Regions from separate parts of the Homo sapiens genome. Here region 2 is linked to region 1. A link is an interaction called in ENCODE POLR2A ChIA-PET data of the cell type or tissue named here. Cell type or tissue: PC-9. All regions are shown on one strand. Each heading gives the region's core, and the rest is flanking DNA. Links, peaks and the distances in the headings are about the cores only. Region 1 has its middle 100 kb from the start of AP1S3. Region 2 overlaps LOC124907986 (a long non-coding RNA gene).

Region 1 (5,381 bases), core at 244-5,243:
GGCATGTCCTAGGGGCAGATTTTTATTGCATGAAAGAACAAATGAATAAATCCATAGTAGTTTTCCAATTAATACTTGTTGTATTAATATGTTGAGTTGAATTGACTCTACAATTTCTAGATTCTTTTTTCCCAAAAACAAACAAAAACCTCTCAAGTATATTTCTATTGCTATATCTATTATTCTAATATAATTTTTTTTCTGAAGTTTAAAAACATGTCAGTTTATGGAGAAGGCTAGCTTGGTTTATATTTGGTTTTTGCTTTTTCTCTCCTTTCTCTCTCTTTCTTAATTTGGTAGACAAGCAAAAAAATTTAGAAATTGGCTGGGTGTGGTGGCTCATGCCTGTAATCCCAGCACTTTGGGAGGCCAAGGTGGGCGGATCACGAGGTCAGGAGTTCAAGACCAGCCTAGCCAACATGGTGGAACCCCGTCTCTACTAAAAATACAAAAATTAGCCAGACGTGGTGGCGTGCGCCTGTAATCCTAGCTACTCAGGAGGCTGAGGCAGGGGAATTGCTTGAACCCGGGAGGCAGAGGTTGCAGTGAGCTGAGGTTATGCCACTGCACTCCAGCCTGGGCAACAGAGCAAGACTCTGTCTCGGAAGAAAATAAAAAAATAAAAAAATCTAGAAATCATGTGAAGGCCTTATACTTCTGGCCATTACATCAATGTGCCCACTTCTTCCCCTCATGTTAGAGATATTTACAGTGCCACAGCACAATGGAGTTCTTGAAACTGCTTCCAAGGATCCCTTTCATAATTCCAGTGGATGAGATTGTATTTAGGCCAGACACCTCACACACAAAGAACTAGGAGTTAATTAAACCAGGGCTGGATCATGGTTAACATTTTTCAAATGTTTGAGTTTAAGATCCAGGAAAGATGGAAAAATTGTTCTTTTATTTAGTCCTTCATCCATTTGTCTGCTCATACATCCCTTATTTAGTAATACCTTAAGTACAGAAAGGACCTGGGTGAATTACGCTAATGGAAGAAATGAATGAGTTTGTAATAGAGCAGCAACCTTGGGATGGGAGAGGTCTGCAGGGGGCTCAATTTCAAGCCAAAACTGACCCTAGGAAACGACCACTAGAGCAGTGTTTTCTCACTTGCCTGCCAGCTGGTGAGGCAGCCAAATCACTGGTCGGCAGCTTGGTATTTGGCAGTCTCTTGAAGTGACGCCTGGAGAAATATGGTGGATGATTGACTTAGGTGAAAACCTTTTAGGTAAAAATAAGGCATGTCAATTTAATGAGACCAGCTTTGTGTGTATGATTTATAAAGTGAATTTGAAGGTAATTTTAAAAGATTAGTTTCAGAAGAATCGGTGGAAAAAATATCTCAAACACCAAGATATACTTGACATGTAAACTCAAACCTAAATAGTAGTATTACCCAGGGTTCTTGATAGCAAGCAATGGCTCTAATATAAAAAGGAAAGAAAGAGAGAAAGGAAAGGAGAAAGAGAAAGGAGAGGGAAGAAGAACTGAAACGACATTAGCAAGCACATCACGTTGATGAGGAGTCAAGAAAACCAGACTGGGAAAAGGGCAGGGCCCAGGGCAGCTCTAGAGAGCTCAGCTGCAGGTCGGCAGCCGAAGTCACTCTACAGAAGCAGTGTAGCTAGGAAGCTGCAGCCAGCACAGATGCCATACCACGTAATGTAGCTTCTGCTACCCCTGAACTGTAGCTCCCAAAGCACCACAAGATTTGATCTGAGATCACCCATGGTGTCTAGTGTCCTGAGGTCAGTGAGCTTAAATCGGAATGACTCTGGTATGGTGTCATGCCCAGCCCTGGCCATCCAGGGTAGATGAAGGCACTCCTCCATGTCTGTGGAGGGAGGCAGATGCCCAGAAGTACCCTACTGCCAAGTGCCTGCCCCACACCCCACAGGTCAGAGTAGGAGTCACCCTCAAGAAAATGAGAGTGCTTTGGGGAAGGGAGATGGATCCTGGGAATGAAAACAGAATGAAAAGAATCCAGGGAAATGCCCCAGACTGCCTCAAAAAACTGAATAGAAGAAAAAAAATCCTAAACCTTTATGTATTAGTCCATTTTCATGCTGCTGATAAAGACATACCCGAGACTGGGTAATTTACACAGAAAAAGAGGTTTAATGGACTCAAGGTTCCATGTGGCTGGGGAGGCCTCCCAATCATGGTGGCAGGTGAAGGGGACGTCTCACATGGTGGCAGACAAGAGAGAATGAGAGCCAAGTGAAAGGGGAAACCCCTTATAAAACCATCAGACCTCATGAGACTTATTCCCTACCATGAGAACAGTATGGGAGAAACCGCCCCCATGATTCCATCACCTCCCACCGGGTGCCTCCCACCACACATGGGAATTATGGGAGCTACAATTCAAGATGAGATGGGGTGGGTGCATTAATTTTAGAAAAACGAGCACAGGGACTAATGATTGTTACAATCTACAGACATAGACTAGTCTGTCACTGAAAGGGCTTTCAGTATGCATCTCATAACCCCATGCCTCTGTTTTAAGGGAGAAAGGGGCCCAGTGAGTGACTTTGCCACTGGAAAGCAAATTGTAGAGTTGGAACCGGAACCCGCACCTCCAGATTCCCAGTTCAGCATTGGAACTGGACTAGGATTTCTTATTTAACATCCTGTGTAAGGTTGTGCACTTGGATCTGGGTTAGAATCCCAGCTCAGGCACTTACTCTCTGTGGGAACTTGGGTTTTTCCCAACTTCACAGTTTTCTCATCAGTGAAACTGGAAAAAAAATTACCTCCTCCTTTCTTTTTAAGTTTGTTGTGGGGATGTGGGAATTAAATAAATTAAGTAAAGCATGTCAGAGCTTGGTTCAATGCCTGACAATTAGAGAATTTTCAACACACGTCAGCCAGATCCAGTGATGAGCACTTGATTGAGTGGAATTGAGCTGATGCAGTGATAGCAGACATTCTTCTGAAGCATACACTCTGCAGTCACAGAAAAAACTGGTTCAGGAAAGTGGTGAGTTGGTTGATGACAAACATGTTGAGGAACTTTGCCAAAGAAACATCTGAGTAAAGGCCAAATTCCTGGCTCATGATGTTTTTAAAATTGATTTTTGTGTGTTTTTAGATTGGCCAAGAAGATGCTCAAAATGGAGGAATGGAAGTTTGAACATGAGGAGGAGGGCAAGACAGAGATGTGGGTGTGTCTTTCGGGAACTTCAAAGTCCTAGGTGTCCTTAGAGGTACTGAGGGTCCTGCACAGGGCTCCTCTATGAACACGTGACCTACAGTAAGAGGTTAGAGCTTCAGGCCAAGCAGGGCTAACCTCACGCAACAGTGAGAAACAAGTTATTCATCTTTGGGGTCCTTCAATGGCCTCTGAGCATTCCTGCTTGGATCCTACCTCCCCTAGCCTCTCCCTGGGGCCTCCACATGTTTGGTGCTCCAAAAGAGATACCCCTGGCACGAACCCATTTCTGTCCAGTTGGCAAGTCCATGCAAACATCTCAATTATCTAATCAGAACTTGCCTCTTCAGGCCCTGCCCCTAGCCCAGATAGAACACGCCAAGGATAGGAGGAAGAGGGCCACGTTCCCACAGTCACAATATTTGCTTTGAACTAAGATTGAACTTCCTTCCTTTTTTATTGGCCTCTGTTCAACCATCCTTTCCATTCTCCCTCTTCTCTTTTGTTGTGCTGTTTCTACATTTGGGATTCTGGTTTCCCACCTCTGCTCTCTGGCCTCCAACGCCAGACTCCCTGCTTGCCTTCTTTTCTCAGTTCCATGTTGCTCAAGCATTTTTGCCTGAAATTTGACCCCTTAGACTTGGCCTCAGATTCCACTTTTCTGAACTGCCACTCCTGGCAGCTCTGAAGGTGGGGACTGGATCCTGTTACATGCACTTCCCTTCAGAGAGGGCAAGTGGCCCAATGGCTATTTCTGCTAAACACTTGGGGCTTGAAATACAAAGCTTTTATACTGACCGGGAGTGGTGGCTCATGCCTATAATCCCAGCACTTTGGGAGGCTGAGGCAGGCAGATCACTTGAGGTCAAGAGTTCAAGACTAGCCTGGCCAACATGGTGAAACCCTGTCTCTACTAAAAATACAAAAAATTAGCTGAACATGGTGATGGGCACCTGTAATCCCAGATACTTGGGAGGCTGAGGCAGGAGAATCACTTGAACCCAGGAGGTGGAGATTGCAGTGAGCCAAGATCATGCTACTGCACTCCAGCCTGGATGACAGAGTGAGACCCTGTCTTAAAAAAAAAAAAACCCACAAAGCTTTAACACCACTATTTTCCAAGATGTGAAATGTCCAAGTCATCTCAGGAGATATTTAAGAAAATAAGGGTCCTATGAAAATACCTGAGAAACATTCAGCAAATTTGCATACTTTCTTCTTTCTCATGGAGAATCACAGCACATCTTTAGCCCATTGCAGATTCTGGAAACTCCTATTGTAAAGAGACCTTTGAACTTGGCATTTCATAATTGTATTTGAGTGCCAGAAATATTTTTCCAGCAAGTACTTATTAAACAGCTCACAGAACTACTGATTCCTGGAGATGGCTGCCTTCATTCACTTAATGGTGGTATCCAATGTGGGAGAGTATAGGCATCCTGGTAGGTGCTTGTCTATAGAGTTTTTCAACTTAGTCCTCGCAATGGACCTGCGAAGTAGATTGTATTACCCCTACTTTATTGTATTGTAGATTGTATTACTCCTACTTTAAAGAGGAGGCTGGGACTCAGTGAGGTGAAGCTTTGCAAAGCCCACACTGCTGGTAGCTGGGAGGGACTGGATTCAAGCCCAAGACTGCCAACCCTTGAGCCTGCTCACATCTTTTTGGGCCCCACTGGCAGCCAGGGGTGAAGAATAGGCCATCTTATATTGAATCTGCTGGTGACAGCTGTCAGAGTGGCAGAACAGGGCAATGTCACTTCTCTGGGCAACTCTCTGGTGGCAACCAAGGAAATCTACTATATGTTGTTGTAGGGGTGCCTGGCAAGTCCAGCCTACAGAATCCACTTCTGGGGCTGGATTATCCTCTCCCTTACTGACCCACCTGCAGTCCACCTTTAGGATCTGCTGGATGTATCTTCAAACTATTTTTTAAAAATCTGACTATTTCTGGCTGGGCCCAGTGGCTCAAGCCTGTAATTCCAGCACTTTGGGAAACTGAGACGGGTGGATCACCTGAGGTCAGGAGTTTGAGACCAGCCTGACCAATATGGTGAAATCCTGTCTCTACTAAAAATATAAAAATTAGCCAGACATAGTGGTGGGCACCTGTAGTCCCAGCTACTCAGGACGCTGAGACAGGAGAATTGCTTGAACCCAGGAAGCAGAGGTTGCAGTGAGCCAAGATCGTGCCATTGCACTCCTGCCTGAGTGACAGAGCAAG
Region 2 (5,381 bases), core at 283-5,282, 660 kb after region 1:
TTCATATTTTAAAATTCTCAAGAGCCATGGTCTATTTCCACAGCTCTATTTTACATACTTATTTTATGAGTCTCTTGATAGAAATCTAAGCCTTAAATGTTCTTCCACAAACCATTAATCTTCAAAATACAATTTAAGGAAGAGGCTGTGTGGCAATCAAGTGCTGGCATTCCCAATTGATAAAATATAAAGGAGGCCTTGAGTTTTGAGAACAATTAACCGCAGACTGGGGCTGGAGTACCAAACTCCTCCTATCCCCACGGCAACTCACTCACAGAGATGGCATAGCTCCATGAGCACATCCTCTCGTTTCTTTCTTTTTTCTTTTCTTTTTTTTTTTTTGAGATAAGTATATTTTTATTTATTTTTATTTTTGTATTTTTAAAAAATTTTATTTTAGGTTCCGGGGTACATGTGCAGGTTTGTTATATAGGTAAATTGCGTGTCACAGGGATTTAGTGTTCCTTACCCAGGTAATAACCGTAGTACCTGATAGGTAGTTTTTCAATCCTCACTCTCCTCTCATACTCCACCCTCAAGTAGGCTCCAGGGCCTGTTGTTCTTTTCTTTGTAACCATGTGTACTCAATGCTTAGCTCCCACTCATAAGCAAGAACATGCAGTGTTTGGTTTTTTCTTCCTGCGTTAATTTGCTCAGGATAATTACCTCCAGCTCTATCCATGTACCTGCAAAGGACATAATCTCATTCTTTTTTATGGCTACATAGTATTTCATGGTGTATATGTATCAGGTTTTCTTTATCCAGTCTATTATTGATGGGCATTTAGGTTGTTTCTGTGTCTTTGCTATGGTGAATCATGCTATGATGAACATATGCGTGCATGTGTCTTTAGGGCAGTACAAGTTACATTCCTTTGGGTATATACCCAATAATGGGACTGCTGTGTCAAATGGCAATTCTGTTTTAAATTCCTTGAGGAATCTCCAAACTGCTTTCCACAGTGGCTAAACTAATTTACATTCCCATTAACAGTGTATAAGTGTTCCCTTTCCTCCAAAACCTTGCCAGCATCTGTAATTTTTTGACTTTTTAATAATAGACATTCTGACTGGTGTGAGATGGTATCTCATTGTGGTTTTGATTTGCATTTCTCTAATGACTAGTGATGTTGGGCATTTTTTTATATGCTGGTTGGCCACGCGTATGCCTTCTTTTGAAAAGTGTCTGTTCATGTTCTTGTCTCACTTTTTAATGGGGTTGTGTGTTTTTCTTGTAAATTTAAGTTTCTTATAGATTCTCAATATTAGACCTTTGCCAGATGCATAGTTTGCAAATATTTTCTCCCATTCTGTAGGTTATGTGTTTACTCTGTTGATAGTTTCTTTTGCTGTGCAAAAGCTCTTTAGTTTAATTAGGTCCCATTTGTCAATTTTTTGCTTTTGTTGCAATTGCTTTTTGTGTCTTTGTCATAAAGTCTTTGCTGGTTCCTGTGTCCAGAATGGTATTCCCTAGGTTATCTTCCAGGGTTTTTATGGTTTTTTGTTATAGATATAAGTCTTTAGTCTATCCTGAGTTAAATTTTATATATAATGGTGTAAGGAAGGGTTCCAGTTTCAATCTTCTTCAAGTGGCTACCCAGTTATCCCAGAACCATTACTGAATATGGAGTCCTTTCCCCATTGCTTGTTTTTGTCAGGTTTGTCAAAGATCAGATGGTCATAGATACGGGACATTATTTCTGGGCTCTCTATTCTGTTCCATTGGTCTATGTGTCTGTTTTTGTACCAGCATCATACTGTTTTGGTTACTGTAGCACATTCTCTCATTTCTCTTCTGAAAATGGAGATCATTTAAGGTTACCTAGCAAGGAAGTAAAAAGAAAAGAGAGAAGGAAGGAAGGGAGGAAGGAAGGGAGGAAGGAAGGAAGGGAGGGAGGGAGGGAGGGAGGGAGGGAGGGAGGGAGGGAGGGAGGGAGGGAGGGAGGAAGGAAGGAAGGAAGGAAGGTAAATAAGAAGACATATGCCATTCCTTAGAAGTCAGAGAGGCACATCATAGAAAATCTTAATCCCCTAAGAAAATTTCCTCCCCTTTTCTCCTTTTTTGTGAGGATTCTGTCCCAGGTGAAAAAGTCAATGTATGAGACAGAGACGAAGTGAGAGGACTGGTATAAGAAGACCAGAAATTTTATATAAGGAGATATGAACAACGAACTAGTAACAGTCTGAAAGTCAAGCTAAGGATTTTTTGATGAGACTTTCCCCTGCTGTGATTAGTCACCTATTTGGAGGCATGACCCTGACATTCTGCCTTTTACCTATTTGATGTTTTAGAGAAGGGATTCTCAAAAATGTCCTGCACATTAGCAGTACCTAGGGAGCTTTTAAGGCTCTTGATGTCCAGGCTTCACTCCAGACCAGTTAAATCAAAAATCCCTGGGAACAGACCCAGCAATCAGCATTTTTTTAATCTCTTTAGATGATTCTAATAATGTATGTAAGTTTAAGAACCAGTTTTAAACAGCTACGCCTTTTAACTCCAGGAATAAATAAGGCAAATGAAAATGATCTTTTGAATATCTCAGCAGACTAACAATACCCTCCTTAGTATGTGCAATCTCAGAATGCCCAGTATGCAGACTTTACGTGTGATAATGGACATAAGCCTTGAAGATTTTTCAGCATTCCCCAAAACTGCATCTGTTAATGACACAGTAGATGACTGACTGTCCATTTTGATTATACCTAATTACAATAAGAACATGATTAATGATAGTTAGGGACATTTTATTTTTTAAGGCATAATGATGAAAATTAATCATGCTGTAGGCACATCCCCAACTCCCACTCACTGAACAGACTAGGCAAGAGAGCATGATATTCATTATAATCTCTTCTTGTCTGACTTTACTTGACCTTTCAGGTAGAATTCAGTGAAAGTAAAAAGAAAAGAGGACAAGACATTCCCTTCAGGGCAAAAATTTAAAAAGAGAAAGAATAGATAGAACCCAGGACTTTTGCAGCAGATGAAACATCAAACACACACACACACACACACACACACACATACTCACACACACTCAACTGACCCCACCTCTCAAAAACAAAAGTGTTTAAAAATAAGATCTTGGGGAATTGGATCATCATAGTAGACTGAATACCTGCATCTTCCTTTCCTCCTGCTCAGAGTCTCATAAGAGGCAAGAAAATATATTTTTAAAAAAGGAAAATTATAATAGCAGTAGTAAACAATAAATATCATTATAAAATTTTTATAATGAGAAATTTGTTAAAGAAGGAACCTAGGTGGTATTAGACTAAGGATAAATAAAATGAAAGAAAATCAAAGCCAAAACATGTATAAGAGAAGACTTCTCTGGACATCCACAGATTGGTTCTGTGAGCACCCTTTATTCAATCAACAGCTGTAAAGAGTAGGAGGAAGCCCAGACATCACCAGGGTAATTAAATGAAGAACTGAATTTAGAAGATATGTACTTATATCATCTGTACTTTGCCCCAGTTCCTTGTACATGCAATGAAACAGGCAGTAACTTGTGTATACGGGTAATAAAAAATTCAAAGCATAGCAAATATTTGTCAGCAATCACAATAGAGTGAGCAGGTAAAATTTTCCTATAAAAAGACAAAGACCATCCTGTTGAGGTTAGAAATATTTATTTGCCATTTACAAAAAATAAACAATAAATATGCACACACACATGATCCTGAGCAAAAGTTGAAAAATGAAAAAATTATATCAAAAAAGAAGCAAATATGGCAACCTTAATATGAAACAAGATGAAACGCAAGTAAAAAAACTTTAAAAGAGGAAAAGGTGAGCTTAATCTCATATTTAGTTTTTAAAACATCATACACTGAGAAAGTATAACACCAAGTTCAAGAACCTTTATGCACATAACACAATAGCTTCAGATATCATGTCTTCAAACTGAGAATTTTTCTTAGTGAAACCCAAACAAAAACTTCCTATGCAATTCAACCTGCTGTTTTCATTTTCACTGAGGCTAGGCAGGGTGGTCCTGAGGGACCCCTTAGGACACTATCTTCTCTGCCTGGAGATAAGAGGAGGAAAAATGACAACAGGAAGCAGAGTGCTTTTTTTTTTCTTTGAGACAGAGTCTCACTCTGTCGCCCAAGCTGGAGTGCAGTGGTGCAATCTTGACTCACTGCAAGCTCCACCTCCCGGGTTCAAGCCATTCTCCTGCCTCAGCCTCCCAAGTAGCTGGGATTACAGGCGCCCGCCACCACACCCGGCTAATTTTTTGTATTTTTAGTAGAGACAGGGTTTTCACTATGTTGGCCAGGCTGGTCTCGAACTCCTGACCTCGTGATCCACCAGCCTCAGCCTCCCAAAGTGCTGGGATTACAGGTGTGAGCCACTGCGCCTGGCCAGCAGAGTGCTTTTGTAGATGTGGATTTGATGTATTTATGTGCCTGATACAATGCCCAAGATGACTTTTGTTGACTCACCTGATTCGGGGAATGTGTAAAACCCTGGCAGTCCCCAAACATGAGTATGTTCAGCTCTGCATTTGAAGGAAGTTTCTGTTGGTCTAGCCAGTGGCGGAATGGCAGCCTTAGGAAGGAGTAAGCCCTCTCCTTCTCGAAAAACCCGAGCAAGGCTGGAGACTTCTCTGCAGTGGTGGGGTAGTGAAAATATATACGTGAAAGGGGTGACCTAGATTGTTTTAAATAGGGCTTTTTCTCTCAACTCACAACCCTATAAATCAAAGAAATATAAACTGAAATGGCCACATTGAAGTTAGCAAGGAAAGTAGGGAGGAAGGACATCTCTTTCAACTGACATGTAGATTTGAACTGAGGAGGTGATACAGTTTGGCTGTGTTCTCACCTAAATCTCACCTTGAATTGTTATAATCCCCATGTGTCAAGGGCAGGGCCAAGTGGAGACAACTGAATCATGGGGGAAGTTTTCCCCATTCTGTTCTCATGGTAGTGAATAAGTTTCACAAGGTCTGATGGTTTTACAAATGGGAGTCCCCGTTCACAAGCCTTTTTGCCTGCTGCCATGTAAGATGTCCCTTTGCTCTTCCTTCATCTTCTGCCATAATTGGGAGGCATCCCCAGCCATGTGGAACTGTGAGTCCATTAAACCTCTTTCCCACACAAATTACTCAGTCTCCAGTATGTCTTTATTAGCAGCATGAGAAAGGACTAATACAAGAGGCAAGAGAAAATCCAAGGTTTCTTCCAATCCTCTGACATGAACAAGATGGGAATGTGTGATTGGAGTAGATTGAATCAAATTTTGCAAATATTCACTCTCTTGTGCGTCCTACCCCCACAGGAAGGAATCTAATTCCCAGCTTTGGTCGTGTGACTTGCATTGACCGGAATGTGAGCAGACATGCCAGACACTGTGTTAAAAATGACTCTTT

Evidence for each region. ChIA-PET counts read pairs that join two places held together with the same protein. Peaks named below come from ENCODE experiments on the same cell type or tissue, not always from the same donor. Only the 100,000 strongest peaks of a DNase experiment are listed, where the experiment ranks them.
Region 2: POLR2A ChIA-PET joins it to region 1 with 5 read pairs; 2 of 35 experiments call an interaction of 5 or more read pairs at or near these places.

What each region holds. Positions count from the first base shown.
Region 1 is chr2:223,733,626-223,739,006 of GRCh38, reverse strand. No RefSeq gene overlaps it. Among named protein-coding and RNA genes, the nearest start is that of AP1S3, 100 kb to the left of the region's middle. In PC-9, for the core only: no CTCF peak of the experiment used is centred there; a DNase peak (open chromatin) is centred at 2,986.
Region 2 is chr2:223,076,756-223,082,136 of GRCh38, reverse strand. All of the region lies in intron 1 of LOC124907986 (a long non-coding RNA gene), which reads right to left. Among named protein-coding and RNA genes, the nearest start is that of KCNE4, 27 kb to the right of the region's middle. In PC-9, for the core only: no CTCF peak of the experiment used is centred there; no DNase peak of the experiment used is centred there.